3 separate regions of the Mus musculus genome follow, and regions 2 and 3 are each linked to region 1. Evidence: chromatin loops called from intact Hi-C (ENCODE). Cell type or tissue: heart. All regions are shown on one strand. Each heading gives the region's core, and the rest is flanking DNA. Links, peaks and the distances in the headings are about the cores only.

Region 1 (10,176 bases), core at 1,274-9,273:
TTTTTAAGACAGGGTTTCTCTGTGTACCCCGATCACCCTGGAACTTGCTCTTTAGACCAGGCTGGCTTCGAACTCAGAGCCGCCTCTGCCTCTGCCTCTGCCAAGCACTGGGATTAAAGGTGTGCACCACTATGCCCAAATCAGGAGAATTTAAGGAGAAATGTGGGGATAAATGTTTCCTCTTCCTTCTGGGAGAAAAGTTTTTAGATTGTACAATATTTCCAATTGGAAGGGGGATGGTTGGTTCGTCAGACTGAAACCCTGTGCAGTGGCCTGCCCCGTGCCTCTCCTGGGGACTTAGCTCTCAGAAGCTTTGCTCTGAAGGCTTCCTGCTGCCTCCTGGAGGGCACTGCATTGTGTGTCTGTCCCCTCTGACAGGCCAGGGAAAGAGGAGGGAATCTCTACTGACCCTCATCAGCTCTTACTAACCCTCGTGCTCCTGTCTGGTTAATTCCTTGACTCTGCTAGGGTACCACAGGACCCTAATATAAGCAGGTGGATACTCAGAGTATTACAGACTATAGCACACCCCACTTGTTTCTGAGGTGGAGGCCATTCTGATATAATTGATTTTATTCTTCTTCTAAGAGCCTAAACATGGATTCATCTTGGGAGGCGTTAGGAACTACTACATCATCACACACACAGGAGAGTGAGGCCTCAATCCATTTCTCCTCTCGGAGTGCTGTGTCTTCTGCCATAAGTACCATCACCTGTTCAGACGTGTCCCTTGTCACTAGAGACGATGGACTTTTAAAGCAATTGACCATAGGTCTTAGAGGTTATCTGGCTCTCGAAAAGTGAGATGAATATTACTACGGTATTTGCCTCTGTGTCAGCCAGAGTTTCAGACAGTACTTGGGTCTTCAATGTACTGAACAGAAACCCAGGCTTCATTCCACACATGATTAACCGCATGGCCTTGAACAAGTCCCTTGGTCATTCTGAGTAGCATTTAGCTCAGCGAACTTTAATGTCTCTTTAAACTTCCCCTGACAGATTTTAAATGTCTTGAGGGTAGGAAAGGTTTTTATATTAGGCTATCTCCTTTCCAGGAATGGAACTGGTGTTGGGGGTGTGGGAGGGGGGGGGTCTGTCTTCAGTAGGTTATGAGGGCTGAAGTTTGGTGTGGAGGCCCAGTGACCTGACTGCTCTTCCTGTTCCTGGGTGGCATGTTCAAAGGTGCTCACGCTGTGAGCAGTCCAACCCTCTAGTGGCCAGAAATCTTTGGTTGTGCCATGGACAAAGCCCAAGCTTTATGCCTGGTTTTCTGAAGGCTAATGGCCATAACTGAAGGTGTCCCAAAGACAACAAGGTCAAGTCTTTGGGACACCTTGAGTGATCTCTAGAGTAACTGGCTGTCACAGTCCCTTACCTCCAGAACTTAGGTAACATTTCCCTTCCTAGGTCCTGGAAGTCCCTGCACACTCTCCCCATCAGATCTGTGCACTCTTTTCAAATTATAGTCCAATGTCTGCCTACTCGTATGCCCTTGAGTAAGTGACACCTTTCTCCCTCTGCTGTGCTGTCACTCCCAGCTCAAATGGCTGCTTTGATTACATCTAACCTTAGGTCATTACTTCTCTGCCACTTGGCTGCACTGGTGTTATTTGGAATTGGTTTAAGGGTTACTGGTGATGCTGAGCAGAAGGGAACCCACAAGGGATTTTTGCTGTGTTGAGAACGCATTCCCTCCTAGGTTGTTAACAAGGGAGGCTCTGAGCTGCTCTTCCCTGAGCCCGAGTTCTCCTGCAGCTTTTGTTTTAGATGCTCAATGAAGCTAATAATATCATGCTCATTTAGCAATTTGATGATTAATTTTCCAGTGCGTTGAGACAGTTGTTTATGGTTTCGTGGTTAAGGCTGAAGAATAGCTGATGCTACTATATCTGTCGTAAGCAGACAGTAGGGGGAGAGACGCACACACTTGCCATGTACCATCTAGGACAGCTTTGTTGTCTTTAAAACCCACAGGAAGAGACTGACCGATGGCACACGGTGCGGCCCTACCACACAGCCTTGTCTCCAGGTGTTTTCCATAATAGTTCTTCCTTTTCTGTATAGTTTCTTCAAAATAGGAAGAACAAATCCCCTTTCTCTTTTTCATATGTGATATATGCTGCCCAGTAGCCCAAGCAACCATCTGTGGTTTATGTAGGACTCTGATGTCAGTGTCGGTACCAGCCGTGGCCATAGGCCATCTGGATCTTGCCCCTTCTGGCCAAGGAGCCTCCAGCTTCCATCTTGTGGGAAGTCCTGATGGCTTCACATTGCTGCAGGGTGAGCCGTCCATTCCAGAGCTTGTGCTGAGCTGGGAGTTCCATAACCTTGGCCGTCCACGACTGTATTCTAGACACAGGGAAGCTGGGAGCCGGCAGAACTGTGGCACCGGACGCTCTGCTGTGGCACTTTCCCTCGTCTTCCTCCGTCCATTCCTCTCCACTCTGTGGCTGCCACACCAGCCACCTTTGAGTCACTGGTTAAGGTCCATGAAGCCAAACAACCAGTACAGGGGAGCATAGGTCAGAAGCCATAGACCCCGAGACGGGAGAGATTATTCTGTAGTTAGTGATTACCGGGCCCCGTGGAGGGAGATTTCCCAGGGTGAGGCCTGAGGAAAGGGAGGCTGGGAGACACCATTAGCCTTGGGGATGTGGATCCTTAATGAACTGATTTTGCTTTAATATGAGTTGACCGAGGCTCCACCCTATCATGTCTTCCTTCTGTGATCTCCTAATACTCCAGTGTCCACCCACTTCTCTGGGAAGTGCGGTTTCTCGGGAAGAAAACTGATTTTCAGTAGCATTTTTGGGGCACCCTAGCATTCAGTGTACTTCTCTGTGGGAGCTTGTGGGTACCCTCCCATCACTCCACACACCAGGAATGCCCACCTGGTGCCCTCTGCTTTAGATGTGTCTGTTCATCTGATGTGGAGTGTGTGCCTGTTACACACACCGCATCTCGGGGGAATCCATAGATTGCCGTTGCATCCAGACAAGCCTAGGCTTGGCGTCTCCCTTCGTGGGATTCCTGAATGCTTGTGTCTTCTCTGTCCTTTAGCATGGCTAACTTGAAAATTGAACTGTCAAAGTTGGATGGTGAGGCCTGGCCTGGGGCCCTGGACATCGAGAAGGAGAAGTTGATGCTGATTAATGAGAAAGAAGAACTTCTGAAGGAGTTGCAGTTTATCACCCCGCAGAAGCGCTCGCAGGAGGAGCTGGAGCGCCTGGAAGCCGAGCGCCAGCACCTGGAGGAAGAGCTGATGGCCGCCCGGGGCTCACCCAGCAGGGCTCTAACCGAGAGGTTTGTTTTCTTCTGGGAACAGGGTGACTTAGACCTGTGGTTGTGCCTTACTGGTGACAGACCCCCAGGTTTGGGACTCTAAATAGCTTTTGTTGTTAGTAGACTCACGCAAGAGAAATGTCTTTAGAGCAGTGAAGCACACCCTCCTATGCCCCAAGTATTGGTTCCTCTGTGTCTGTTTGGAATGTGAAAAGCTCGTGACAGATGTCGAATACCTAAGGAATGTTGACATAAAATCAGGAATGCGGTGCACCATTGAGCGAGTCTGATAACAATAGCCATAAACTGCTGCTTTCTGATGATGTCGACCTAGACTGTTGCAGAAGTGAGCCTTCCTGATCTCTTTCTACACTCACAAGAAGTCAAATGTTTATTGCTTTTAATTTCACAAGGAAAGGAAAAGACTGCGTGCTCTCTTTGATATCTTAATCAGTCACAAGATGTCTCTTGCACGTGGCTTGTCAGTTGAAGCCTGCTTCTGAGGCAGAGGTAATCATTATGAGCAGTTTTTTTTATCTTTCTGAGGGAAGGTGTAAGAGTTACTTATTCTAAACTATCCAGTCCCGCCGGCAGATGGGCAGGACTCTGGAGTCCCTTATACCTGTGGCAGAGCCCTGAGCCCACACTGCTGCCGCTATGCCAGGGTGCCTGTTTGGTGACAAACTGGCCCTTCAGATCAGTGCTCGTCACAGATGGCTCGGGAGGAGCAGTGTCTGCCCCAGAGCAAACCCACATGTGTCTCAAGAGACCTGGAGATACGTTCAAACATCCACCCAGAACCTTTCTGAATTCTTGGCCTCTTTACTTTTAATTTCCATTTCTCAATAAATACCTAGATTTAAACGTCAAAACATTTTGACAGTGGGGTGGGGAGCAAAAAGCTGCCATAACTGATTGGGTGAACAATTTGAGTTTCGCCATTTGGGGAGTCATGTTGATGGAGACACGGTTTGGCTGCAGCATCCTGGTTTTAGGGAGCACAAGCAGGTCCCCAGAGCAAATCCTCTGACAACTGCACCTGTTCAGCTGAGTTCTCACTGTTGTCCCCGCCCCCCTCCTCTGCTTTCTCTGCCTAGTGCTGATCAGAGTTTTAGCTTAAGGTGTGAGGATGGTCGGGGTAGCAAGCACCAACAGGCACAAAAGGAAGAACACTCTGGTTTTCGTTTGGAGATTCATCAGTGGGTGGAAGGAAGCGGGCAGCGTTGGTGAGCTCGCTGTGTAAGAGGCTGGTGCATTTACACTGCTCAACACTTACTCAATGCCATGCCTTGTCCCCTTGATGTCCCAAGGGCTGGTTCCAGGACCCTCCCTGATACACAGTCATAACTGCTCCGAATAGACTGTGTAGTGTTAACAAAAGGTGCATGTGTCCTCTCAGAAGCATGACTACTTTCTAGATTGCATAGGATTCCCAACACAGTGCACGTGCTCAAGAAACGCTGCCGTTCTGTGATGCTAAAGGTCACGTGATCAGCACAAACCCAGGGTCTTCCCTGAGCACCTTGATCCGGGCTTGTTGAGTCTTTGGTTATAGAGCTAAGGCCGTGGAGACTCTAGAGTAGCCGTGCACATCTTCCATGCAAGGCTGTCTCTCTGCTGTCCTCTGTAGCAGGTGAGCCCGGAAAGCCCTCTGCTCCTCCTTGGCTGTGTGCGGGGAGAGCTCATCTTAGCAGCCTTTACAGGCGTGGCAGCATGCTTGACGCTTGTACTGGGGATGGTTTGCTCCTCAGTGGCTTCTACATAGTGACTGTCACATCTCTAGTGTCAGGTTGGGACTCCTCAGAAGCAGACGCTACATAGCCCTTACATAAAATAATGATAATATTTAGTGAGAAGCAGCCATGGGGTTTGTGCCATGTGGGCAATAGGCAGCGTAGTTAGCTGCACAGTGTGTCTGCTGTAGACTGAACAGTGCCCGAAAGAGATGTGTTTATCATTTGTGTACTGTGCAGACTTTGGGTCCTTTGGATGGCAAGCCACTTCCACACTAAGTAAATAAGTACATACAAATGTCCTTTCAGTACCTGTGGTCAAGGACAGATCCCCATCTCTGTGCCACAGAGTGGATCTCTGATTTTGCTTGTTTGGTTTTTCTCATGGCTCCTCCCCTCGTATCCTAAAGATCAGAGCCTCCTGCTACAGCAAGCACTGGAGCAGGCAGGCCCTTCACTCCCAGGCAGATGCAGCACCACAGGGCTTGGCTCTAGCTGCTAATGCTGCTGTTGCTACTCTGGCTGAGCTCACACTCTGTGCCCTGGTGTCATTGCTCTGTACCACTCTACACACTTACTCTATTGCTGCTTGTCCCCAACCTGTCCTTGAACCTGATTCAGAGACCTCGTCTCTGAGCTACACCTCCTCAGTGTCGGAGCGGGCAGGTGGTGTCCAGGAACACCCTGAAAGGAGAGTTCACATAGCGTCATCATCAAGTACATCGGCAACACCAGACCCTCCGTTTCTTCCTGCTGCCCATGTGGCCACCAAAGAACGCTCCTTGCTGCCTTGCCTTAAGCTTTCCTGTTTTCCATTCTGTTGTGGCTTCTTCATTATTTCAGGAGTAGGGGTGGTTCAAACTGAGCTCTCAAGACACTAAACTCAGTTCTCAGCCATCCTGTGTATCCTGATCCTGATTTCTGTGGCCAGTGTAACACCTGCAGTGTACACCCGGCGGCTGTGGCTGAGATCGCCCTCTAGTGGCGATTAAGAGCATCTGCACAAGCCAGATTCATTGTGGGAGCGCATGGGGCAAGGGAGAACTGTTCTCCCTTTCAGTTTCCTGTATGTAAGCTCGCCCACAGCATTCCTTAAGCTGTGGTTTCCTGCTGCTGACAGATTTTTGCTGCTTCCCACAAATTCCAGGTGCTTACCTAGAATCGTCCGATGTGCCTGGATTACTTAAATGTTGCTAAGGCATCTGAAGATTATTTAAAACAAGTGGGCAGGGATGTGTGTGAGTGCCATTTATTTAATTTAATTTTTGAATGGAAAAGAGACTAGTCTTACTGGGTCGTTGGCTCGGATGCTTTCCCAGGTGCAGAGTTGTGAGTTCACGGGAGGCAGTGCCCATCTCCCTCTGGTGCTAAAGTAGAGGCAGGAAGAGGTGATGGCCTGATAGGCCGCCCAGGGCAAGGAAGAGAAACAGGGTGTGTAGGGGAGGCTCTTTTAGGGGCAGGAGTGAAAAGTCCCTTTCTGGATGAAGACACCAGAAGGACAGGGCTGGTAAGGAGCTCAGACAGCCGAGTGCAGAAAGAGGACTGCAGTCATAGTCCCCTGGGAGGAAGGACACTTCAGAGTCTGAAGAAGACCTGCAGCCCAGGTGCCCTCGGCGGAGAAGCTTGATGACGACATGAAGGGCAGAAACTGCTGCCCTACTAAGTTTCTGTGGCTTTTTAGGGTTCCTCTATCGTCCCTCTAGTGACTCCAGCAAGAAGTTTATGTAGAGGAAGAGGACCCTCTTCTGTCCTCTGCAGGCTATGCATGCATGTGGTACACAAACCTACACAGAGACAAAACAGCCATCCACATAAAACAGTGAAAATGAATACGGTAGAAAATGATCTCCAAGGATACCAGACATCAACATCAACCTCTGGCCTACATACCACACACACAGACACTCACCCCCCCCCCCCCTCACTCACTCACATGAGCCCAAAGCCCAGCCTGGTAGCTGAGAGCAGCCTACAGGAGCTGACACAGGAGCTGCTGAGCAAGATCACGGCCTGGAGAACGGGAGAAAAGCCCTGTGCATTAAGAAATCTGATATGTAGGATATATATATATATATATATATATATTGGCAGTGTTTGGGGCTTCCTCCAGACCATCATGTCTTCTGACTCAGTTCTTCTTTGCATTAATTTTTCTTCCTGATTGAATAGATTTGTCTAAGAGATTTCAAAAAGTAGCTGTTCTTTAAAATGCAATTGTGAAAGAATTGATCACAACAGTGTTACAGAAAATGGCAAAAATTACTTTTTTTTTGTTTTTTTCGAGACAGGGTTAAGAATTACTTTTTAATTGTAAGATATAATAGAAGTTGTGTTGTAGACAATCAAAGGAATAGGTACCTATAAATAAGATGAAATTGGGTAGGTTTTATTTTTTTTCTCCAAACCTAATTGTGTATAGCCCGACCTTGCAGGGCTGTGAGCTAGTGTGATTGTTCTGTGGCCTGTAGAGCACTGTCCCATGCCTTAGTCCCTTTGATCCCTTTACCTTTTGTCAGGTACACGCAGGAGGGAAGGCGAGCCCCTCTAGCCAGCAGCTTGCCAGAGGGTCCTGGGCTCACAAGCTGGGTATCCCAGAGCAGGATCAAGGCACTGCCTTCCTTGGATGAAGTCTCAAGTCCCCGCTGATTCAACTTGTGCATTTTCTTTCGATGCCTGACCTCTTTTGAAATGAGTTTGTTTCGAGATAAAATTGTACAGTGCTCTACCTGTACGGTAATGTGCTCCAAGAGATAAGACAGGATTGGGCCCAGAGCGCCCTGTGGAACGGCCTCTGTCAGCTAAAAGTCCCAGGAACTGAGCACTGTAGGCGCTATTTTATAGCAGCACTCAATGAATTCAGTACCTAAGGTGGCCTTTTGCATTTCCAAATTGCTGCCCAATGGTTTCTAGGTGACAAGTCAGCCTGCAGTCCCGTAAGATCCTGCAGTCTTTGCTGGGCTTTTGCTGGGCTTGGTGCCGCTGCTGTAACCCCTTTGCCATTTCTCCAAGACTGAGTTTTCCAAGCTCTGGGACTGGACGTAACCCCCAGTTAGTTTATTTATCATGGCTGTAACCTTGTTTGGTTCCTTCTCTCTTGGTTATTCTGTTTTCTCTTTACCAAGGTCAAACAGACATCCCCTTTGTCTTAGTCAGAATTTATATTCCTGGACAAAGCATCATGACCAAGAAGCAAGTTGGGGAGGAAAGGGTTTATTCGGCTTACACTTCCATACTGCTGTTCATCACCAAGGAAGTTAGGACTGGAACTCAAGCAGGTCAGGAAGCAGGAGCTGATGCAGAGGCCATGGGGAGATGTTCTTTACTGGCTTGCCTCCCCTGGCTTGCTCAGCCTGCTCTCTTATAGAACCCAAGACTACCAGCCCAAAGATGGCACCACCCACAAGGGGCCTTTCCCCCTTGATCACTAATTGAGAAAATGCCTTACAGCTGGATCTCAATGGGGCATTTCCCCAGCTGAAGCTCCTTTCTCTGTGATAACTCCAGCTGTGTCAAGTGACACACAAAACCAGCCAGTGCTCCCTTCTTACACGTGATTCTGGGATAATCAGGTTTTCTGTTGTTAATTTGGGTTTTTACACTTTCATTTGAAAATTAATGTCTTCTGTTGTTTCTCTTTTTTTCCCCTAGATTGAAATTGGAAGAGAAAAGAAAAGAGCTGCTACAGAAACTTGAAGAAACTACTAAGTTAACTACTTCCTTGTACTCGCAACTTCAAAGGTAAGCTAGCTATGTTCTTCAAGGGAACTGTTTCCCACAGCGTCCAGGCACGGCCTGGTCCTCTTTAGTTGGTTTTTAGCTGCTTAAAAGTGAACAAGTCAGTTACCCTCACTCAATTAATGTCTGAAGTACCAAATGCAGAAGTACATTTTCCCCTCCAAAATCCTTGTTTATATTTAGGATGCATTTTGAAATACCCCACAGAAAGAGGGTTGACTTTATCTGTCACTCAAGACTTGAGAAAATACCTTATCACAGCCGTTATCCCACCTGTTACCGACGAGCTGGAAGGTCCCTGTGAAATCGCTGATGTGACTTTCTGGCACGGCTTAGCATGTCACCCTGGCATTCCTGGTGAGCTGGGGCTCGGTGGCCTTCATAGGAAGCCTTTCTCCTTAGCGACAGAAGCTGCCCTGTATGAAGTATGAAGTGGCTGTGGATGACTCTGCAAGGCATTTGATTTTTTTTTTAAATTTAAATTTTGCAAAAGGTGCATCATTGGTAGTGGGAACGATAATCTTACTGTGAAGCCTTGGCTCGGCCTGAACTGGATATGTAGACCAGGCTGAACTTGACCTCAGAGGTCCACCTGGTTCTGAATCCTGAGTGTTGGGATTAAAGGTGTACACCGCTTTACCCGCTTGGATCATTAAATTTTTAAAAGACTAGTTAATGTATGTATGTATTTTTGAGACAGAGACTCTCTGTGTAGCTATCCTAGAGCTGGCTATGTGGACTAGGCTATCCTTGAACTCAGATATCTGTCTGCCTCTGAAGTTCTAGGATTAAAGGCGTGCGCCACCACTCCTGGTAGCTGTGATTGATGAGGTGTATGTGGAGAGCCAGGTTGGTGACAGTAGTGAGTGGGTAGGGAAGTCTGTGTTCCAGTAGAGACGTCCTCTGCCTGGGCTGTGGGAGCCACCGGGGCCTGTAGCTGTGTTTGTTGTGGAACGCAGAGTTTACAGTGTGTTGTTCTCCTGTTTCCAGCCTCTCCTCCAGCACACTGTCCATGTCATCTGGGAGCAGTCTAGGGTCCCTGGCCTCCAGTCGGGGCTCTCTGAACACCTCCAGCAGGGGGTCACTCAACTCCCTCAGTTCCAGTGAACTCTATTACAGCAGCCAGGGCGACCAGATGGACACAGACTATCAGTATAAACTGGACTTCCTTCTTCAAGAGAAGGGTGGCTACATTCCTTCCGGACCCATCACCACCATCCACGAAAATGAGGTGGTCAAGTCCCCCAGCCAGCCCGGCCAGAGTGGGCTCTGTGGGGTGGGAGTGACAGCCAGCAGCCACACAACCCCACTGACGGAGGCCTCCAAGTCAGTGGCATCCCTGTCCTCCAGGTCCTCTCTCTCCTCCTTGTCGCCTCCCGGCTCTCCTCTTGTCCTGGACAGCGTATTTCCAGGGTCCTCCCATGAC
Region 2 (10,176 bases), core at 1,460-9,459, 59 kb before region 1:
ATATATGGTTTAAAGTGATTTTTAAAAGACCCATGTATTTCTCGTCAGATAATTCTAAAGGGCTCTTTTGGGGCACTGAGGTTTAAAACAAAATTGTTAGAGCCTACTGCTAATTAAGAGTCATTTAGAGTTCCATTTAAGTCAGTGAGAAAATACAACATAAATTATTACAACCTGAAGCGAACCTGAGAAATCATTAAGTTTTCGAGCATGAATTAACCTTGGGCATTTGAATCTAATTCTATTGTTTCACAGACTTAACAAGGCTGATAGTCGACATCGTTAAGTGGCAGAACTCGGGGAGCTTCAGAGATGGGGTTGGACCCTCCTTTGACTTCTGCAGAGTTGTATCTTGGGGACTCTGGTATTCACTTTGTACCTGGTCCAGTTAGTGTCTCTGTGTCTTGGCTTTGCTGCCATGAAGTTACCTGTTCTACTTAAAGGATGATGCAGATAGATTCAGAGGACAGCAGGCACGAAGGGAGCTTGTTGGGTAAGATTCCTACTGTGTGCCCTAAGTGCCCCAGTGCATGCTGGGAGGTAGAAGTCATTAAGTAGAAAACTGGAGAGCAGAGGCGGAAGATGTCACTCTCACACACGGTAAACGCTTTTACACCTTGGCATGTGCTAAACGTTTTCAAGATAAAAAACCACCTTTAGGTATGAAATCAGTCTGTGACCTGAAGGAGAGATTCTCTATGTTACAAATGGAAATAATGAATGTAGCAAAATGAGCAATTGTGTACAAGCAGATAAATTAGCAAGTGAGGGGTTCATTTTACCATGGCTACACTTCCTTAAATATGTTTCTATAATAGTTCTAAGGGTTGAGGAAGACTCCACAAGTATAATCTAGGTGTTTTTATGCTTTTATGGACAGGATATTACCATTATTTCTTAGGTGGCCATTGGAGAGACACAGCTTAGATGGACCATGGATCCCAGTGATGGAATCAGGACTTTTACATCCTTAACCTGTTCACATGATACGGTGTTCATGCTAAAAAAAAAAAAGCAGGGAGCGTTAGGGACCCGAGACCACGTGAAGCAGCATCAGACAAAGTGTCAAACCTTCCCCTCCTAAAGCAGCCAGCTACCTCTTTAACGACTACATTATCCAAAAAAAAAAAAAAAGTTAAATTTTGTCCTGTCTCAGCAGCACTTTTAAAAGCCCAATCCCACATTACTTAATGTGACAGACTGGAGACATTTGCCTAACTTGTCAAGTTCCTATAAAGCCAACGCTTTCTCCTGGACACTAACGTGCACTTCAGAGCAGGGTAATTAAAGGATGGTTGTTTTCTTTGGAAAACAGTCTCCAATGATTTAGAGAATAGTAGGGTTGTTGGGCCAATTGAACATAAAGCTGAAGCTGAAATAATGCCAAGAGGACGAACGTTCCAAATGCTCATTAGCCTAAAACTGCAAAGGCATTCGATGAATGGTTGCTGTGCCCTGGTCAGGTTCCTTCTAGAAAACACCCCCAATCTGTCTGTCATCTGGCTGTAAAACAGCTCGAGGATGAAGATCTGTACCTACCGACTCCACGACTCAACGGGGGACCACCTTCCAGGCCAGCCCAGCCTCCAGGAGGCTCAGAGTGCAGAGAGCACTCAGCAGCCTACATCCTGTGGTGGGCAGGGCTGGAGAGGAGACCAGCCTTGGGCATCTGTGGACTGTTGTCAGGGCTGATGGAGGGAGGGTGCTAAGGGTGAGGCCTGTGGCTGCACTAGACAGGGACGTTCTTGCTATTTCATGGCTGCTTCTGCTGTGTACTGACAGCCCAGTGGGTAACGAGACAGAGACCTGTTCATCACAGACTACTGTAGAATGGCATTCTGAAGGAGTCATCTGCTAAAATAAGGGAAAGTGCCTGCTGAGAGTTTACTGGGTCAGCCATTTCAAATGCAGTGACATGGACATTTTCCCCACCAGCCACCAATCGTTTCTTCTCTGCTGCCTTCAAGGTTCTTAGTACCAACAACTGCCTGTGTCAGAAGCAGTTTGGACATGTTTCTGCTTCATCTTCATGGGCTGTACCTGAGTGTGGAGGTCATGGCTCTCTTAATAGGATGCTGAATGCAGAAAGCATCTAGAAAAAGGCTGAACAGGGGCAGTGGTGCTTGCCTGTTGGAGGCTGGGCACGCAGTGAGACCCTGTTGTAAAACCAAGCCAAGCCAAACCAAACCAGACCAAGCCAGGCCCGGGGGATGGCCCAGTGGATCTGAGTGCTTTGGGATCTCTGTTTCAGCCCCAGCACTTGTGTAAAGATGGCTGTGGCCACGCACACCTGTCATCCCAGAGAGGCGGGTCACTGGCCACACACAGTGGGGAAACCCCAAGCTCCAGGCTCAGTGAGAGACTCTGTGTCAAGAAAATGAGGCAGAGAGTGACTGGGTAAAGCCAAATAGTAAGTCGGTGAGTGAGACCTGTGTTCTTTCTCATGCCATCTCTCCCCACATTTGCACACACTACACACACACACACACACACAAAGATGGAAACACGCAAAAGCATAGGAGAGCAAGGTGTGCCATTTATGCCACTATCGACCTGAAGCTTGCTGGAGTGTGCTTTATACTAACTGTGTTAATATCCTTATGGTTCACAGTTTTGCATATTACTTTGCATATATTTATATCTAGGAAAATTTTAACTTTAAAACTTCATCTGAGCTTGCTCTAGGGATGAGTTTGTGATCAGTAAATAGAGACAACAGGAAGTTTTATGGCTTTCAAAATTAAAGTTGGGGAATTATTTTTAAAGAAAGATTTTACAACTTCCTGCTAGTCAGTTGTACATGTTGAATGAGCGAGTGCACAGTGGGTTCCACCCAAGGTTCCCCTACCGTTCCTCCTCAGATTCCTCTCCACAGGGTGAACCACACGACAGCGGATGGTCTCTTAGTGTTTATCTGTGTTTTCAAATTACATTCAGGGATTGATTTCCCAGTGTTAGGATTTAAGAAAAAAAACAAAACATTTTTTTTCCTGTGTGTGGGGGTGGGGTGGGGGGGTGGGGGATGCATAGCTGTGTGGAGGTCAGACATTGGAGATTTCCTTTTTTGCTATTTATAGAATTTTTTTCAGCAGGATTGCTTGGACTTGAGTCTTTCGTGTTTTTATATGAATTTTAGGGTGATTGTTTTCCTATTTCTGTGAGGAATGTCATTGGTATTTTGATGGGGATTGCATTGAATCTATAGATTACTTTCAGTAACATTTCCATTTCACAGTATCTATCAATTCTGCCAATCCATGAGCATGACACGCCTTTCCATTTTCTAGTTCCCTCACTTCCTTTCGTCAGGGTTTTGTATCTGGTAATTTGTTATTGGTGGTGTCTTTCAGCTTGTTGGTTAGACTTATTCCTAGATGGTGGTAGTTGTTGAGGCTGTGATGAAATGTTCTTAATTCCATTCTCAGGAAGTCCATCATGGCCTGAATAAAAACTACATATTTTTAATATGGCTGCTTTGCTAAATTTGTGTATTAGTTCCAAGCGCCTTTTGGTGGGGGCTTTGGGGGCTTCGTATATAATTGTGTAGTCTGAAAATGGGGTAGCTAATCTCAGCCATTCTGCTCTTTTTTTCTAGTCAGATCCAGGGACTAATGACCTTTCTTCCCAGTAATTTACTTTGGCTAGTGATTAAGAGCAGAAATGGTATGCGTGTCCCCGTCCCTCCCGTTTCTGATGCTTGTTCCGGTTGGAGGTGTGGACATCTAAGGTGCAGTCAGGGATGCTGAGCCACGCGGAGGCTCACTGTCTGGAGAGGCAGCTTCGACAATGCTGGGCTTGGCTTGAGGGAGGAGGATATGAGATGTGGAGGGTTTTGCTGCAGCAGGGCCTGGCCTTCATGACACACACAGCTTTTAGTGATATTAAAGGAGGAGACACAAAGGACTGTGTGCAAGCTGTGCACTAGGGAGTGTGCAGCAGTACTCAGGCACAGCCTGTGTATCACTGGGGCACCCTCAGCAGCCCGCCTTTCCTCTTGGCCCTTAGTTAGCATTCCATGGTACAACTCAATCCGTCCCCAGCCCGACAAATGTCAGCCCAGTGCCTGGGCTTCTCCGAAACGACCTGCAAGGGAACTGGGGAAGCTTGCTCTCAGTGAGTTCACATTGCCTCCATTTTTTTTGTTTCTGACAAGGCACCTTTTCTGTAAGCTGCACCAGATGCTGGCCTGCAAGTCTCCAGCGCCTCTGGTTGAGCCTCTGCAGAGAATTGATTCTTCCCTCCCTGCCAGCTCTGGTGCGCTGTTTCCTAACTGGCTTCCCAGGCGCAGGCTACAGTGAAGTCTTGGAAGCTGGAAGCCCATTTCAGGCTCTTGCAGTGCGATTTGATCTGCTTCTGGGCTTTTTCTTTGGTGACTTGGTTTCCCCATTTTTCTGGTTTGCTAAGTCACCTCTCTACCATTTCTCTGTTACCCCTAATTAAGGTGCTCTTGTCTATGACCCCTCCTTTATTCCTTTGCATTTATGGTTTTTTTTTAAGTTTTTGTTTATTTTTATTTTTTGTGTGTGATTGTTTGCCTAACTTTACATCAGTGTACCTTGTGTATGCAGTGCCCTCAGGCTAGAAGAGGTCACCTGGTCCCCTGGGACTAGAGTTAGTGACAGTTGTGAGCCACCATGTTTGTTTCCTTTCAGAAGTTTATTTCCCTTCATAGTTCAATTGAGCCAGGTGTAGTGGCGAATACCTTTAGTTCCAGCACTTGGGAGGCAGAGCCAGGCAGATCTCTGTGAGTTCGAGGAGCTTCGAACTGGTCTATAGAGTGAGTTCTAGAACAGCTGTTCCAAAGCTACTATACAGAGAAACCCTGTCTCAAGGGAAAATAATTCAGTTGAGATAAATACTCAGTTTGACATTCCTAATTCATCGGAATAGAGCAAATCCTTAAGTCATTTATTTTATGTTGTTTTGAGTTTTGGTTCTATCTAATTTTGAACATACTTGTTCCTATAGAATCGGCTAAATTACTAAAGATATGTCCCTGATAAGGAGGGGTTGGTGAAAGCCGGCAGGGACAGAACATCTTTTATTGTTCACTGATGATAGTGGTCTTTCCTAACTCCTGTGCTACTTACTGCTCTAAGCCTCAGCGAGGCTCTGGTCTGCGTGGCTCATCAGCTTTTAGAATAAAGGGACGGTGTTTCTGTGAGCAGCTCTATCTAGAGCTCGCCTGGCCCAGCCCAGCCCATGTCACCTTGCGTGTCACCTTGTCCCCTGTGCCTGCACTCAGCCTCATGGCTTTTGTTTGCCTCAAATGGAGTCTGAGGCTAAGCTCAAAGGGCATGCATTTTTGTTTATGACTAAGGGCTGATCTCTGAAGTTATCAGACATTCCTCACATTCCATATGTCTAACTTTTAGTGCTTGGCGGATCTGGTGCTATGCCAGAAGAAAACACAGGCTAGCGAGGAGGAGGAAACACCACAGTGGAGAAATCCAGCCATATGTTTACCTAGCAAAGCACGCGTGCAGTATGGAATGGATTTGTAGCATGTCAATGCCATTCCTTAGGCTGCTTAGCAGCATTGCTCACTTTTCTGATATTTGAGTCTTGAAATTCCAATCTAGGAGCTTTAGAAAAACCCGTGATTCTTTCCATCTGTGTGCATGTTGTTCTCAGGGCCAGCGCTCGGTGCTGTAGTACAATAGCAAAGGCTAGTGGTATTGTGGGAGTGACTCTGTGTGACGGATGGGCGTCATCAGTACAGATGTGGTCCACAGAGTCAGACACACTGAGTGCTGAAGGAGGAGCGCCACCTTTTGTTTGTCTTCCCAACCCTGCGGGAGAAGGGACTGTGCAGAGGGAAAATGGCATCAGCGAGTCAAGCACGGAGGGGTCTGTGACAGACAGCACACTCGCATTGGTCCACACTGCTAAGGAAATAAACAGCTGGTAAACTCTAGTGACCCCTTGCTTATATAGCAAGTCAACTGAAGATGCAAGTCCAGAAGCACTCATGCAAACCATCACATGGCCAGTCTGTCACTAAAACGTGTTGCGGAACCTCCAGTCTGCCTTGGCCAAATATTACATATACTACAAAGACATCAAATTGGATTCTAATGTCGATAACTTAAATGCAGATTTTAAAAATATTTCAATCAGAAATTTAAATAAAAGTCTGAATTTTTTTTTTTTTGCCCTTTTTTTCTGGCATTCATCAGGATTTAGGGAAAGTAAATAAGAAAGTTCCCTCATCTTATATAAAATATCTGTGTAGACATTCTGTAGAATCTGGCTGTAATTGAATTATATCTAAATTAAAAAGCCTTTAGCCAGTGTTCCTAAGAAACCCAGCAATGTTTATGGATGCAGATGTCCCTTCCCTACGTGCCCACACCCTGGCACAATACGCCTGCACACACAGTACGCCTGTACAGGCAGTATGCCTGCACACACAGCAAGCCTGCACACACAGCACGCCTGCTTCTGGCTGTGCTTTCCCTCCAGCGTGAGCAGCTGCAGGTGTGTAGAAGCTGCCGGACTCGTTTACCTTCTCAAAGCTTCCTTTGGAAGAGTCAGACTGGACTTAATTGTCTGGGAATCTGCTGTGATGCCTTCGTGGCCTTCAGTGCTGGGTGCCTATATGAAATGAGAGGTATCTGCGGGATGCAGGAAGAGCACTGACTGCAGTTCCATGGGGACCAGTTAGGTGACGTCCTGTCAGTGAATGATCATGCTTCACTAACTAGCTAGATATCTGATATATCTCAGCACTCCTTCCTGAAAAGCTTCACGGCCATGGCAACCCAAAACTTTCTCCGGTCCAGCACCTTGTTCCCATCACTCACCCACACAGTTTATGCGTGTGTGTAGCTGTGTGACAGGTGCCACCCTTCTGAGTTCACCTTTATAAACCTACATCGGACAACATACCAGTCCGTATCTAACCTAGAGCTTATCCAAGGCTACTTGATACGGCGTTGTTTGAGGATGATTAAAATTCCCATCAGCACCAGGCTGTACTGCAAAGTCCAGTCTGTGATCTCACGGTGAAGGAAGTAATATGACAAGTGAAAGGTCAACCCCAGTGTGTTGCTGATGTACAACACAGGCTCCAGGGAAGGTCTAGAGAGACAGCTACTTGTTGTAGAAGGTACTTCTGAAGAGAAGAGCGTGGGAACTGAGTATCTGCTACAATGATGCAGTGTTTAACAAAGAAGGTGCAGTCTTGTAATTTCCTGGTAACATTGCAGTATTTTGGTTTGTTTGTTTGTTTGTTTGTTTGTTTGTTTTGTTGACTATGTAGTCCTGGCTGTTCTGGAACTCACTCTGTAAACCATGCTAGCCTCAAACTCCCGGAGCTCTGCCTGCTTCTGCCTCCCGAGTGCTGGGAGTCAAGGCGTGGGACACCGTCCCTGGTTCCTGTTGACATTTTGCAGAACAAGATCTAAAAAACTGTGTTCAAGAGACCACAGCTGCTGTGTGGAGAAGGGAGCACAGAGGGACTAAACCTTGGTCGCAGTTCCGGAGCAGACACGCCAGTGGCTTTGATTCCAGAGAGTCAGCCTATAGGGCTTTGATGGACTCAGTAACTGGCTGTTGGAGGAGGAAGCATCCCGGCCTGAGTGTCTGAGTTCCTGCTGCTGCTGCCGTTTTCTAAGATCAGATTGTGTGTGGGGACAGATGGAGGTGAGGGATGGAACTTTGGAGGGGGCATCACGGGTTGCAGTCTGTGTGAGTTAGGTTTGCTGTGGTCGTAGGTGGTCCTGTAGCACTGTCAGGTGGAAACAGCTGGCTGGAAATCACGTGTCCACTTGTTGTTTTCCCTTCAGGTCTGTCTGTCAAGCACCTCACATCTTGCTAGGTGCCTGGCATACAAAGATGAAAAACCAGTAGAACGTCTGTGGACTGAACAAACCGAGAAATGCAAACACAGTGAAAATATTTGAATGGGAAAAAGATTTTCCAAGCTTATAAAATGTCTCTAATTGGTGTCATCCCAGAGACGAGGAAGGCACTTAAGTTAATTTTAAAGATGAAATCTTAAAGGACAAACACGCTGAAAAGGAGAACCGGGCAGAAGATGGGCATTGGAAGGAGAGAGGATGCTGGCGCTGGCGCCTCCGTTAGGAGAGTGGACTGGGCTTTCGTGGACTCTGTGGCTGTTCAGTGGTTGGTGTCCGGGCTCCACACTGTGGGTGTCTTGCTCCTACGCTGTGGAATCGTGGGACACTCTCATTCTTTGTCACCTTTTCTCGTTCTTTCCTGCTGTTAATGAAAGTTAAATACCTTGTTGGAACTAGCGGGTTTTCTTTCTTCCCTGATGTTGGTATTTGTAGAACACTGTGTCAGTAATTTTTGCCAACCATATTAAAAGCAACCTTAGAATTATTAAATTGTAGCATGATGGATAATGGCCCAGCCCAGGAACCTTTCTTGTAGGCAGGATCGTTGGGTGGGCTTTGTGTATGGAAGGTGCCTATCGGTGTGGACCCAGGCCAGTAGATTTCCTTACTTTTGAAGACAACTTCCCTTTTAACAAATAGGGAGTCTTCAGATAGGTAAAAGAGAAATCACTGATTTAGTCTGAAAATACTGTTCTTTTCTCAAAGGAGGACAGATTTGTAGAGTACTTCCTGTAGAGTTTCGGTGCATGGCTAGCTGAGACTTGGGTTTCGGATGGCAGCAATGCAGGAATACCTTGGTGCATGCCCAGGGCTACCTTGATGGCAGTCGGAAAATGTAGAGAAGACAAATGTTGATTTGTTTAGAATTCTAACACTGTGGTGTGACTTAACAGTAAGGATTGCTTTGTGTTAACTAAATTACCCCCCCCCCTTCCTCTCCTCATAGCTACCTCATTACTTGAATAATTTTCTTATGGTGTCATAAGGAGATGCAACAAAACATAACTTGTTTCTAAAATGTGCATGCGGGTGCCGCTGTGAAAACACCATCCACTGTGGACGGTGTCCGCCAGAGGCCGCCTGTGTGCAGGACAACCGTCACAGGGCAGAGGCCTGCATCCTACACCTTGGTGTCCTGGCAGAGGAAACTTGCTTTCATCATCTTTAATGGAGTAGCTCTCTCCCCGCATCGAGCATCGCTGCAGAAGGACCCCGGAGTTGCTAATGGGGGAGCCGGCACTCTGGGTTTCTGTAGAGGAACTGGGTATTTGTGCATTGCCAAAAAGTGGCAGCAGGATCGGCCTCTGGCCAGGGCAGTTATACTCAGCTTCCTCTGGTAAAGACTGCCTGACAGCTTCTGCTGTTCCCTGCTATGGTCCTTAAAAGCAAAAACCAAAATAAACAAAGGGCAAAGAACAAAAGAAGATAATTAAATGTTTGCAGGCAAAGTAAATTGTGAGTTTTATTTAACCTCACAACCATCTGTAAATTTTGTTTTGTTTTGTTTTGGAGGATGTCTTAAAGTTATATGTATCTGTTGACTGTGACTGTGTTTGTGGGCTGTGTATGTGTGTGTGATGTGTGAGCAAATGTTTGTGATTGTGTATGATATGTGTGTATGTGTGTGTGTGATGTGTGGACAAATGTTTGTGATTGTGTGTGTATGATTTGTATGTGTGTGTGTGTGTATGTGTGTGTGTGTGGTGGGACTGCACCTGTGGAGGTCAGAGGACAACTTGTAGTCAATTCTGTCCTCCTCCCATGTGGGTTCTGGGTGTGGTGACCTAAATAGCCTTTATCATCTGAGCCATGTCCCCTGTCTAGTGCTGCTCTAAGCCCATGGTCACCAGTGTGGGTACAGAGAACTGAGGTTGCAATAGAAAGTAACTCATGATCATACATTTTCTCCATATTTCTTTTCTTACATCCTTTTCTGATAAGCCAAGGAGAAAAGAGTTCACCTCACAAATCTTTAATCCCTTTCTAATGCTTATCAGTGACCCCGTAGGCAGGAGCAAGCAGCAGTGCCATGAGCAGGGCCCTGATGGGTCTATAGATCCATTTCCTTTTCCTCGTATTTACTCTCAGTGGCTGTGCTGGTAAAGAACACCAGTGGAGACCCAGCTAAGGAACAGAGCCCGGAGTGCTTCAAGGTCTTGTACAGACTCCCCATGGTGGGTCCCCATACGTGCCACCTTTTCCTCTAGTCAGTTGCATTCGTCATGTGTAACTAGACTTATCGGGAATTAATTCTGGTGTAAAGAGCTAGGATTTAGCTTTTTGTTCTCAATAACTGGCCAGCCAACCTTGC
Region 3 (10,176 bases), core at 1,422-9,421, 79 kb before region 1:
TTAATAGGCTGACTGCTAACAACGGGGCAGGCATCTAGTCAGTTCCCAGTCGTGATATATACAGTATGCTGGGGGCGAGGGGTGTTAGTGACTACCGAGCAATTTTCTAGACACGAAGGGAATACAAATGGAACAGTCTCCCGTGTATGTGGAACCTTAAGCTGGACTAATGGCACATTATGGCTCCCTGATTTGACACCTGCCATCCCGAGCACAGTTAGTACTGACTGGCATTGGGTGAGGGTAGTGTTTGCCAGCATCCCCAATGGGTCCCTGGAAGAAAGCCGCCTGTGTGTGCTCAAGGACTCTTCTTCCCTGCGGGTGGAGCACGGGCACTGAATTAAAACAGTAGGCAATGGAAAGTGGACATTGTAAGAGCTTCAAAAGGTGAAATCCCAAGCAATGAATTTAAATATGCGTAAGGGCCATGCTCCGACGATGTCACAATGCTATTAAGAAATAAATGGAGGAAATTCTGAGCGAATGTGAGGTGGAGGCTGGTGCTAGGGGTACAGCCCAGTCAGTGGACTGCTCGCCCTGCATGCACAAACCATTCCCAGCACTGTGCAAACCAGGCAAGGGAGCGCAGTGGGCTGTCCTACCACTCGGAAGGAAGGTAGAGGCCGGAGGTCATCCTATCCTCACCTATATCACAAGTTTGAGGCCATAGTGGGATACTGGAGCCTTTGCCTCATATGTACAGACAGACAGACAGACAGACAGGACACTATCATTGTGAGCTGGAATAATAAGCTCCTTAAAATGTCACTCATTACCTTGTCCCTCATTGGCTGTCTGAAGGCAAGATGGGTAACCAAGAGATCCACTGGAACTACCCTCAAAATTGGGCTAGGGTTTGCACTTTGAAACTGCCCCAATCTCCTCCAGAGTATGGGCTGAACGTGTGGGGCGGTGCCTCCTCAGGCACGCAAAGGCCATGGAGTTCATTAAGCTGGATCGAGCAACTTTTCTTGAATGGATTCTCAACCTCGTGAAAGGCATCATGCTAGTCCTTGTACATCTTAATAGGGAAAAGGTAACACCTTCCAAAAAGGTCATTTTTTCCCCAAAAGCCATTTGCTTCAACTCCAGTGAAAATGCCAGCACAGGGCTGTGGGCGCAGCCCAGAGGGGGACACTTTTCTAGCTTGTGAGAGGCCTGGGTTTGCTCCCGTACTTCAAACATCCCCAAACAAACCTCCCGACAGCTGCAGGAGTTCTTGTACATAGGGACACGCTGACTCTAAAATGTTTGTGCGAAGCAAGCGTCAATGAGCTGGGACAGAGAAACCAGTTTTCTGAAGGAAGGGTGAAGGCTGCGGGTCGGACTCTCCAGCCATGACTCGGTGTTTGTTTGAGAAGCTGTAGCAGTCAGGAGTCTCCAGGAAGCCATGTGTCCATACAAACAGAAGACGCTCATGGATGCTTATGAGTTTGGACCACACAACTGCGGAGTGTGGCGTGGGCAGACTGAGAGCTGAACTGTGGGGACAGTTGAAGAAAGACACGTTGACAACATGTACAGAAATTAAGACAAGGTGACGACAAGCTCAAAACACAGAATTATAAAAAATGGAGAGAAAGTATTTATGGCCTCACATTGTAAAAAGAGTGCTCAGATATGCCACCAATGCCTGATTCACTTAAAACCTTCCATTTCAGCAAACTTAACTACTTAGAGGCAGAGATTCTTCTGAGAATGGGGCTGAGCCTGATCTTGTTTGTAGCCATTTGGTCCTTTCCCTTGCAGTTCCTGGGTGGGGTTTTGTTTGCTTATTCCATTATTGCCAGACTTTTACTGATTCTTAAAAGTTCCTTATACACTTTAGAAATTTCCCATGTAAATTCTTTATGCTCCAAGTATCTTCTAGTTTCTGGGCTTTTTGTTTGTTTGTTTGTTTTGTTTTTGTTCTTTGTTTTGTTTTTGTTTTGGTTTTTGTTTTTTTTTCAAGACAGGGTTTCTCTGTGTATCCCTGGCTGTCCTGGAACTCACTTTGTAGACCAGGTTGGCCTCGAACTCAGAAATCCGCCAGCCTCTGCCACCTAAGTGCTGGGATTAAAAGTGTGTGCCACCACTGCCCATGTGCCACCACTGCCCAGTGTTTCTGGCCTTTCTATCCTCCCTTCTTCCCTCCCTTCTTCCCTCCCTTCTTCCCTCCCTCCTTCCCTCCCTCCCTCCCTCCCTCCCTCCCTCCCTCCCTCCCTCCCTCTTCTTTGTTTCCCATCTTTATGGAGTTACATTTTGGTTTTTAGAATTATTTTTTTAATTTTAAGATTTTATTATTTATGTGTGTTTTACCTGCATACAGGTATATCTGTTTACTATGTGTGCGCCTGGTGACCAGAGGTCAGAGGGGGGTGTTGGGTCCCTTAGACTTAGAGCTGTGGAAGGTTTTGGTCCACCATGTGGGTGCTGGGACTTGAACTAAGGCCCTCCTCAGTGAGCAGAGAGCCCTTTAAACTACTGAGCCACCCTGCCAGCCCTGAGGTGCTGGTGTTTTGGTCTTAAGTGCAGTCAGACTTATCCAACCTCTAATTCATGATTGGTCTCTTTCTTTTTTCTTGCTCAAGAATCTTGTGTTTTGTATTCTCTTTGCACAGATTTGAGGATTGATCTTTCACATTTGGGTCAGTAACTCTTCAGGACTTAGTTTTGGGGTGTTGCATTCTGGTGAGTTTCTTTTCCTGTTCTGTGGCTCTGGTTTCAGTGCCACGTACTGGAATGCCTAGCCTTGTCACTGGGAGGAGTGATGGGCTTCAACACCGTTTCTACACATGTTCATCTGTGTGTGGGTGTGTGTGTGCGTGTGTATCTGCCTTTGTTGTTGTTGTTACATTTCCTTTAGTCTGTTTAATTCAGTCTTTTACCAATGTCACGTTTTCTTTAGTATTTCAGCTTTATTAGAAATCTTGACATTGGGTAGAGAGAGCCCCTGGATTATTTTTGTGAGGACATTAATACCATTTATGAATAATGATTCTCTGTTCTTTCTTGCTTTCCTTTAGTTCTTTTACTTCTTTTCATTGCCGTACAGTTCTAGCTCAGAGCTGGAATACAGGGTTGGACTGAGCTAGAAATAATGAGCGCCTTTGTTTGGTCCAAATCCCACAGGGCGTGCTGTCAGCCTACACAGGTATTTGTGGGCATCACTACCAGGTCCAGGAAGTCATCTTGTGGATGTGATGATGCTGATCCACCCCGACATCTGCCACCCGCTTTATTGGCAGGGTTGATTCAGCTGATCTGTCACCAGTACATGTGTCCGTCCCAAGCCTTCCCTGGTCTAGGAAGGGGCCCCTGCTCCAGAATCAAACAAACTGTCACGACTGCCACTGATGGACACCACGAGACAGTTTAAAGTAAAATAAAATAAAACAAATGGTTGCTGAATTTTATCATGAGGTTTTCTTCTTTTTGATATACTCATGAGAGAGAGAGAGAGAGAGAGAGAGAGAGAGAGAGAGAGAGAGAGAGAGAGAGAGTGTATAAAGAGAAAGAGAGAGGCCTGAGTAATAATAAACATATCAATTCATATTCCAGTGTTAGTTGACCTTGTGTTCTTTGGAAGAACTTGAATTGGTCTTGAATTATTATTTTTTTGTTGTATTTGTTAGGTTTCAGCTCACTAGTGCCTTATTTTTCCACATTTAAAATGTCATTGATGGTTGGGCAGTGTTGGCGCACACCTTTAATCCCAGTACTCGGGAGGCAGAGGCAGGCGGATTTCTGAGTTCAAGGCCAGCCTGGTCTACAGAGTGAGTTCCAGGACAGCCAGGGCTACACAGAGAATCCCTGTCTTGAAAAACCAAAAAAGAAAAAGCCATTGATGTAAGGGTTATGCACACACACACACACACACACACACACACACACTCACACACACTCATATTAAAGTGGCTAATTATAAGGTGCCATTGATTATTGAGATGGATTCTGGTTTCAGAGCTGTCACTCAGGAGTTTTATTGTTTTGTACTTAACATTTGCTTCTTGTCAGGGTTTGGTGTGTGTGTGTGTGTGTGTGTGTCTGTCTGTCTGTCTGTCTGTCTGTATATGGGTATGCACGCTGTGTGTGGCGGTGAGAAGTCAACCTTGGGAGTCATTCTTCAGGAACCCCTCTCCCCCTTGACCAAGTGTCACTGGGACCAGGGACACACTAACTAGGCTAGGCAGAATGGTGAGTGTCCCCGGGGGTCCGCCTGTCTCCAGCACTTCAGTTCTGGGATTACAGGGACATCCACTATGCCTGGCTGTTCGCATGTACTCTGGGATTTGAACTCAGGCCCTCAGGCTTGCAAGGCAGCAATCACTTTACCACCTCTGCTCCTCTTGCCCCATCCTTGTGTTTTGAGTTAGAAGTTTGTCTCACTGTGTCTGCTGTGTTCTTTGTTTTCAGTGGGATTTTGTTTTAATTCTTTCAGGTCTGACCATCTTTTGTTCTTTCAGAAAGGATTTTTGGAATCAAATTCTGTAGTTGTGGGTTTTGTTTTTGTTATTTATTGTTGTTATTGTTTGTTTTTTGTTTTTGTTTTTTACTATTGAAAATAAAATCAAGGTATAAGACCTAATTAAAAATTTGTACTAATTATTGGGGCTTAAGTTTGGGATGGTCTTTTCCCTGCCTGGCCCCTAAGCCTAGGGAGGTTTTCTACCAGTTTGTTCTTAAATGAGAGCCTGGTCTTCAGCATCCAGATATGGTGGTAGGGATTGCTTTTAGGCTTCTCACCTTGCTCACGCTCTGAGTGGAGTCCTAGACTCATTAGGAAAACTCATGCTTAGTTCAGGGCTTAGCAGACTGGTCTGTAAACCAGATCTGACCCAGGGCCGCCTTTTTTTTTTTTTTTTTTTTTTTAGAGATTTATTTATTTATTTATTTATTTTATGTAAGTACACTGTAGATGTCTTCAGACACACCAGAAGAGGGCGTCAGATCTCATTACGGATGGTTGTGAGCGATCATGTGGTTTCTGGGATTTGAACTCAGGACCTTCAGAAGAGCAATCAGTGCTCTTAACCGCTGAGCCATCTCTCCAGCCCAGGCCTTTATTTTTTGAGTGACATTTGAATGGAGCACAGGAGTTCCTATTGTTTAAGTATTACCTGTGACTTCTCTTCAGCTGCAGCACAAGGTAGTGCCACAGCCCTCAGCAGGGAAAGCTGAAGGGACCTGTGTGGGAAATGTGTTGACTTGTAACTCTCTAATTTACTGACACCCTGTCTAGGTGAAAACCTTCCTTTAAGCCCTGCCTGTCTTTTCTACTGTCTCTGCTCTGAGCTCCTGATCCAAATCTTTTTTCTTGCAAGCTCACAAAGGTTTTCCTGCAGTTGGGGATGGTCTCTGTGTATGCATTTCTACTGTGGGCCGTTTCAGGCACTACAGTAGTGACTGGTGGCATGAGTTGACTCTGGTACCTTGTGTTCCGTGTATTCTAAGAGCTGACATGGGGTGGGGAGCACAGCTGATTACTGTATTTGGGGTTCACCTCAGTTGTGTGGGGGTCTGATGGAGTCAGCTGGAGGAGGTGTACGAGGGCCACGCAGGGACTCTTGGTTTTAGGGGCTGAGTTGTGATGGTTTTGCTCCCTTCCTTTAGTTAAGTTCCATCCCTACGGTGGACAAGGCTGAGCTCCCGAGCTCTCTCCTGCTGTCAGCTGTGTACCTTTCCTCTTAGTAAATACCAACTGCTTACCGATAGGCCAGACTCATTTCTACTTGCTTATTTCCTGTCTCCATCAGCTGAAGCTCCTGAATGATGACAGAACCAGTCCCGTGTACAGGCGGAGGGGCCACTGTGGGGACGAAGATGGGAACATTGCCATTTTTAGCCACTGAGACTGTTAAATTTGCTTCTGAGCCTGGAATGACCCCGACCCTGCCTCTCCTGCTGGGAGAGTTTGTTATGCCAAGAGTACACACAGAGAGACATTCACACATTTGTGTGTCCTGCACCCCCAGTGCACATAGATGCTCAATCCAAGAGTGACCTGTAGGGGGCAGAGTTGCTCAGGGGTACACAGCTGAGGGTCCACCCTGCCTTAGACTCATCTAGGTTGCTAAGAGTGGATGCTCTGTGCCTTGCCGAAGACCCACAGAGTCAGGATTGCTAATGTAGGACTGGGATCTTTTCAGGTCGTTCCTGCAGGGTTTGTTCTCTTCCTGGCTCATTCTTTAAGAACTGGAGAAGGCCACTTTGTGGGAGACTGTAGCTAAGGGGTGCAGGCCAAGAAAGGCAGGAAGAGCTTTCATCGTTATTTGAAGGAAGATTTAGACTCACACAGAAGTGGTAAGTATTGTGATAGTCTGTTTCCACCACTGTGACAGTACTGCCCTCTGTGTGAAGGGCAGTGGTTCTCGGCTGTTTCTTTTTTATAAGGACCTTGTTCTGCTTGGCCAGGGACTCCTCACAGGCCCTAGTTTAGCCTGGATTTCTACTTAAAGAGCCTGTTTGTAATCAGAGTCACCTTGAGAGTTCAGGAGGGGATGTGCAATTCAGGCCCTGACATCCTGCTGCCTCGTGGGATGGCGTAGCGACAGTGCATGGTGGAGGAAGGAACTCCTTGGTGCCTCTCAGGGAGGGGCCATTTTCAATTTCCAAACATTTATCTGTGTATATGTGTGTCCGTGTGTGCTACATCAGACATGTGGCGGTCGCAGGCCCACCCAAGGGACTCTCTCCTACCTTTTGGGCCCTGGGGATTGACAACTAGATTTGGCAGGCTTGGCAGCAAGCACTGTTACCAGCTGAGTTGCCTCAGCAGCTCAATGTTTTTATATGTAATTTTTCACTAAGCCTTGGGTTCGCATTTGTGTTGATCTTGTTCAAGGTCTTTCCTTGATACTTGTACACATGCCAGTGTGCTGTGGACACCTGTGAGTCCACCTTTCTGTGGACGGTGATGGGTTTATCGTGTGGGGGTACAGTTTTGATATCTTTATTAATTATACGTGATGCCTTTATGTTAGATCTTTCTAAATAAATAGCAAGTATTATTCATCCACATGACAAGCACTGCTGGTGGGCTCAGAGACGACATGTATGCAGTTCATTAGAGCGAGGCCTGGCTTCAATGTGGATGATAGTAGGGGATGCCTTCTCAACAGGCAGGCTGAGGCACAGCACAAGGCATGCCAGGAAGGGGATACAGAAAGGCCGTATGCCTGGGGTAGGCCCTGTAGGTTGAAGGGTGCTGATTTAAACAAGTGGGCAGAAGGTATGGGTATCTATCGGGGAGGGACACGGGACAGATGGGGCCCCTATTAGGATGTTCTCCGCAAGCCTGTGCCTGAGTGCTCAATAAATGTTTGCTATTGCTGTTTGACAGCTGCACGAGTAGCTGAGTAGTTAGAGTAAACAAAAATTGCTGCCCCAAATACACTTTTTGTTGTTGGACATCCCTCCTGCAGACTTGTCTTCCTGTGTGTGTGCCTGTGAATGGATCAATGTTGTCTGGCACTGCCTTTTCACCCAAGTATCTTAATGCAGAGAATAGAGAGCCCCCAAGGGTGTGTGTGTATGTGTGTACGCGTACACACGTGCACAGGCTTTTTTAGATTAAGAACAAGCTTCTTTTAAACTCCGCCTTCCTACTCTTCTAAAGAAAGATTCGTCCAGTTTTGTCTCCCTTTAAGAAACGTGTGTGCTTATTTTAGTATTGAAATGGTGTGTAAGTGGTGACTTGAGGAGTTTGCACTGCGTGTCTGTGGATGGGTCCTTTGCCCTGGGCACACTCCTGGCCTGCATCAGTGAGGAGCCCTGTGGTGTGTGTTCTGGCTCAACACTCAGCAGCAGGCTAATGTTACCCAAGGGGCCTAGGGTGTGGGCGGGGTGGTTTTACTATTCAGTATCCTGGAAGGCAAAACACAGAAATGTTCAGCTGCCTTCCATAAATTATATATAAAGTCAAAACCAAGAGGGCCAGGCATGGTGGCGCACGCCTTTAATCCCAGCACTTGGGAGGCAGAGGCAGGTGGATTTCTGAGTTCGAGGGCAGCCTGGTCTACAGAGTGAGTTCCAGGACAGCCAGGGCTACACAGAGAAACCCTGTCTCGAAAAAAACCCCAAAAAACCAACCAAACAAAAAACAAACAAACAAAACAACAACAAAAACCAAAAGTCAAAACCAAGAAAATGTTATTTTCTTCCAGAATGAGCAATATAAAGAAAAGCACGTGAGAATTCAGCATTCAGGCCAGAATGAGCAGTGAGCTTCCTACTGTCATCATCAGGAGAAAAGCCAGTTGTAAAGTATGGTGACAGTCGTTGCTTTGGGATTCTTCAGCAGGCTGATTTTGGCTGTACACTGTCTTATTGAGCTAATATTAACACCAACTTGGTAGCCTCTGAGTTGAATTAAGACTTCATTAATAGTGAGTGGGTGACTTGGGCATGACATCTGGGGTCAGAAGAGAGCCATCGCCACCACGTCTATCAGACTACACTGTCGTGGGTGGCATAGACATGTAGCCTGTGCTCCACACTCTCTACTTGCATTCTGGTCTATTTGTCCTCTGCCCCAGAATCCTGCCTAACAGATAGTTCTCTGGGAGTCATTACTAATTGATTAGAGTTGCCCGGAGATGAATCACACTTAGTAACTTCATCCTGCTGAGCAGAGATGAACTTCATTTGGATAATTGGGAACTGTTTATGGGGTAGTGGGTGCTATCATTCTTGGAGGTTTATATATTTTTAATAATACACAAGCATTTCTAGGCAAATATTAATGCTATTTTATTTCTAGGTTAGTAAACGGAATACATTTTAAGTTTTTACTGAAATTGAAAATATATTTTGGGTTAAGTGATGATTTTTACATCATTTGGTGGTCCTGGCTTAAGCTATTTCACAGTAGCAATACTGAGCACTAGGGAATATGCAGGCAAGACTGGTGTTCAGGGTGCAAAGAGGGAAGCTAGAAGGTTTTCCTACACCTTCAGGTGTGGGGACAGCTGATAGGCACTGCACATCCTTGGAACCAACATCAGGACTTTCTCCCCCGTTTGAGTGACCTCATATCTGAAAAGGAACAAAGATAAATTCCTTTTAAATAGTAGGCGAGTTGGTTTATTAGTGTTCCATTAGTCTGAATCAGTTTCCTGTGCAGTTTATGTAGACACAGGAAGGAAGTGGCTATAGAGAGGATGTGAGGTAGAAGTGTGGGGAAATGTGACTATTTGAGTGGACTCAGTGGTGAGTGCTTACCAGGAAACCGCGCTATTGTGTGTAGTATTCTGTTCTAGAATTTCAGTCGCCAGTTGAAAAAAAAAAGCTACAAAACACAGGGCATCATGAAGAAGATTGACAGACCGTAAGATGCGATGCATGTGGTGGGGTCAGGAAGACTGCGTGCCATTTATTTCTAATCTTGGAGCATTGTTCAGTCATTCATATGCAGGTTAAGATTAATATCTGAAAGCAATAATTAAGCCCATGACTGCCAGGACTAATTAGAGAGAGAAAGGATGCGTGCTCCCAGATGTCGTTACTTATTCCTGATCTGTCTTACTAATAAGGGTTCTGGTTTCTGTTGTTTTCCTACTAATTGTTTGTAGCAGGACAAGATTTGTTTAATGAAGCTCATTGTACATGGACCATTATTAATTGTAATTAGAAAATAACTCCCAAACAAACACGATTATCTTCGGCAGTCGGCAATGAGAGTTGTCTCACTGATGTCGGTTTTTAAACCCTCTGCACTTCCCCTTTCTTTTACAGTACAGGCTAAGATGCACTTTCGCTTAAGTGACAAGGTCTGCCAAGAGTCAAAGCCAAGAGTGTATGGCAGCGGGTGAGATGCTTCGTCCTGCGAACTGTCAGTGGTTTAGGGCCCCACAGGTAGAGAGGGGGGTCAGCTAATTCTGACGTGTGGTGCAGTTGAGTATGATGTGCAGTGGTTTAGAGAAGAGTCTTAATCTTGGCACTGTTTAGCGCCATGCAGTCCTGCAGCAAGGTGCTTGCCTCTTTCTTCCTCAGTTGTATGCTAGTTATAAAACACTTGAAATCACAGCTGCCTCACAATGAGAGATTATAAGTGGCTTTAAAAAATTCTTGTCAATACTGATTTTCGAGCTATTTGGAAATGAATCAAACAGCCCCCCTTCCCCAGTAAAGTGTGTGGGTGTGTGTGATATGTGTGAGTATAGGTGTTGTAGTGTAAGGACGGAGACCAGAGAGCAA

The links. A loop is a pair of places that touch in the nucleus more often than their neighbours do. Peaks named below come from ENCODE experiments on the same cell type or tissue, not always from the same donor. Only the 100,000 strongest peaks of a DNase experiment are listed, where the experiment ranks them.
Region 2: it touches region 1 in a loop (2.3-fold over the local background); 9 of 42 quality-filtered maps call a loop at or near these places.
Region 3: a loop joins it to region 1, with 6 times the contacts of the local background. A loop is called at or near these places in 15 of 42 quality-filtered maps.

Annotation. Positions count from the first base shown.
Region 1 is chr8:47,868,356-47,878,531 of GRCm38, reverse strand. It overlaps Wwc2 (WW, C2 and coiled-coil domain containing 2), which reads left to right. Exons shown (of 23, transcript NM_133791.5): 9 at 3,061-3,303; 10 at 8,664-8,753; 11 at 9,741-10,176. Among named protein-coding and RNA genes, the nearest start is that of Cldn22, 49 kb to the right of the region's middle. In heart, for the core only: a CTCF peak has its summit at 5,998 (motif pointing left); no DNase peak of the experiment used is centred there; H3K27ac peaks cover 538 bases.
Region 2 is chr8:47,927,770-47,937,945 of GRCm38, reverse strand. The region is part of intron 1 of Wwc2 (WW, C2 and coiled-coil domain containing 2); the gene reads left to right. Among named protein-coding and RNA genes, the nearest start is that of Gm39173, 17 kb to the left of the region's middle. In heart, for the core only: CTCF peaks have their summits at 5,776 and 8,944; a DNase peak (open chromatin) is centred at 5,735; H3K4me3 peaks cover 867 bases; H3K27ac peaks cover 4,425 bases.
Region 3 is chr8:47,947,393-47,957,568 of GRCm38, reverse strand. All of the region lies in intron 1 of Wwc2 (WW, C2 and coiled-coil domain containing 2), which reads left to right. It overlaps Gm39173 (a long non-coding RNA gene), which reads left to right and starts at 7,958. Exons shown (of 3, transcript XR_870421.3): 1 at 7,958-10,176. In heart, for the core only: a CTCF peak has its summit at 5,990 (motif pointing right); a DNase peak (open chromatin) is centred at 5,958; H3K4me3 peaks cover 327 bases; H3K27ac peaks cover 1,138 bases.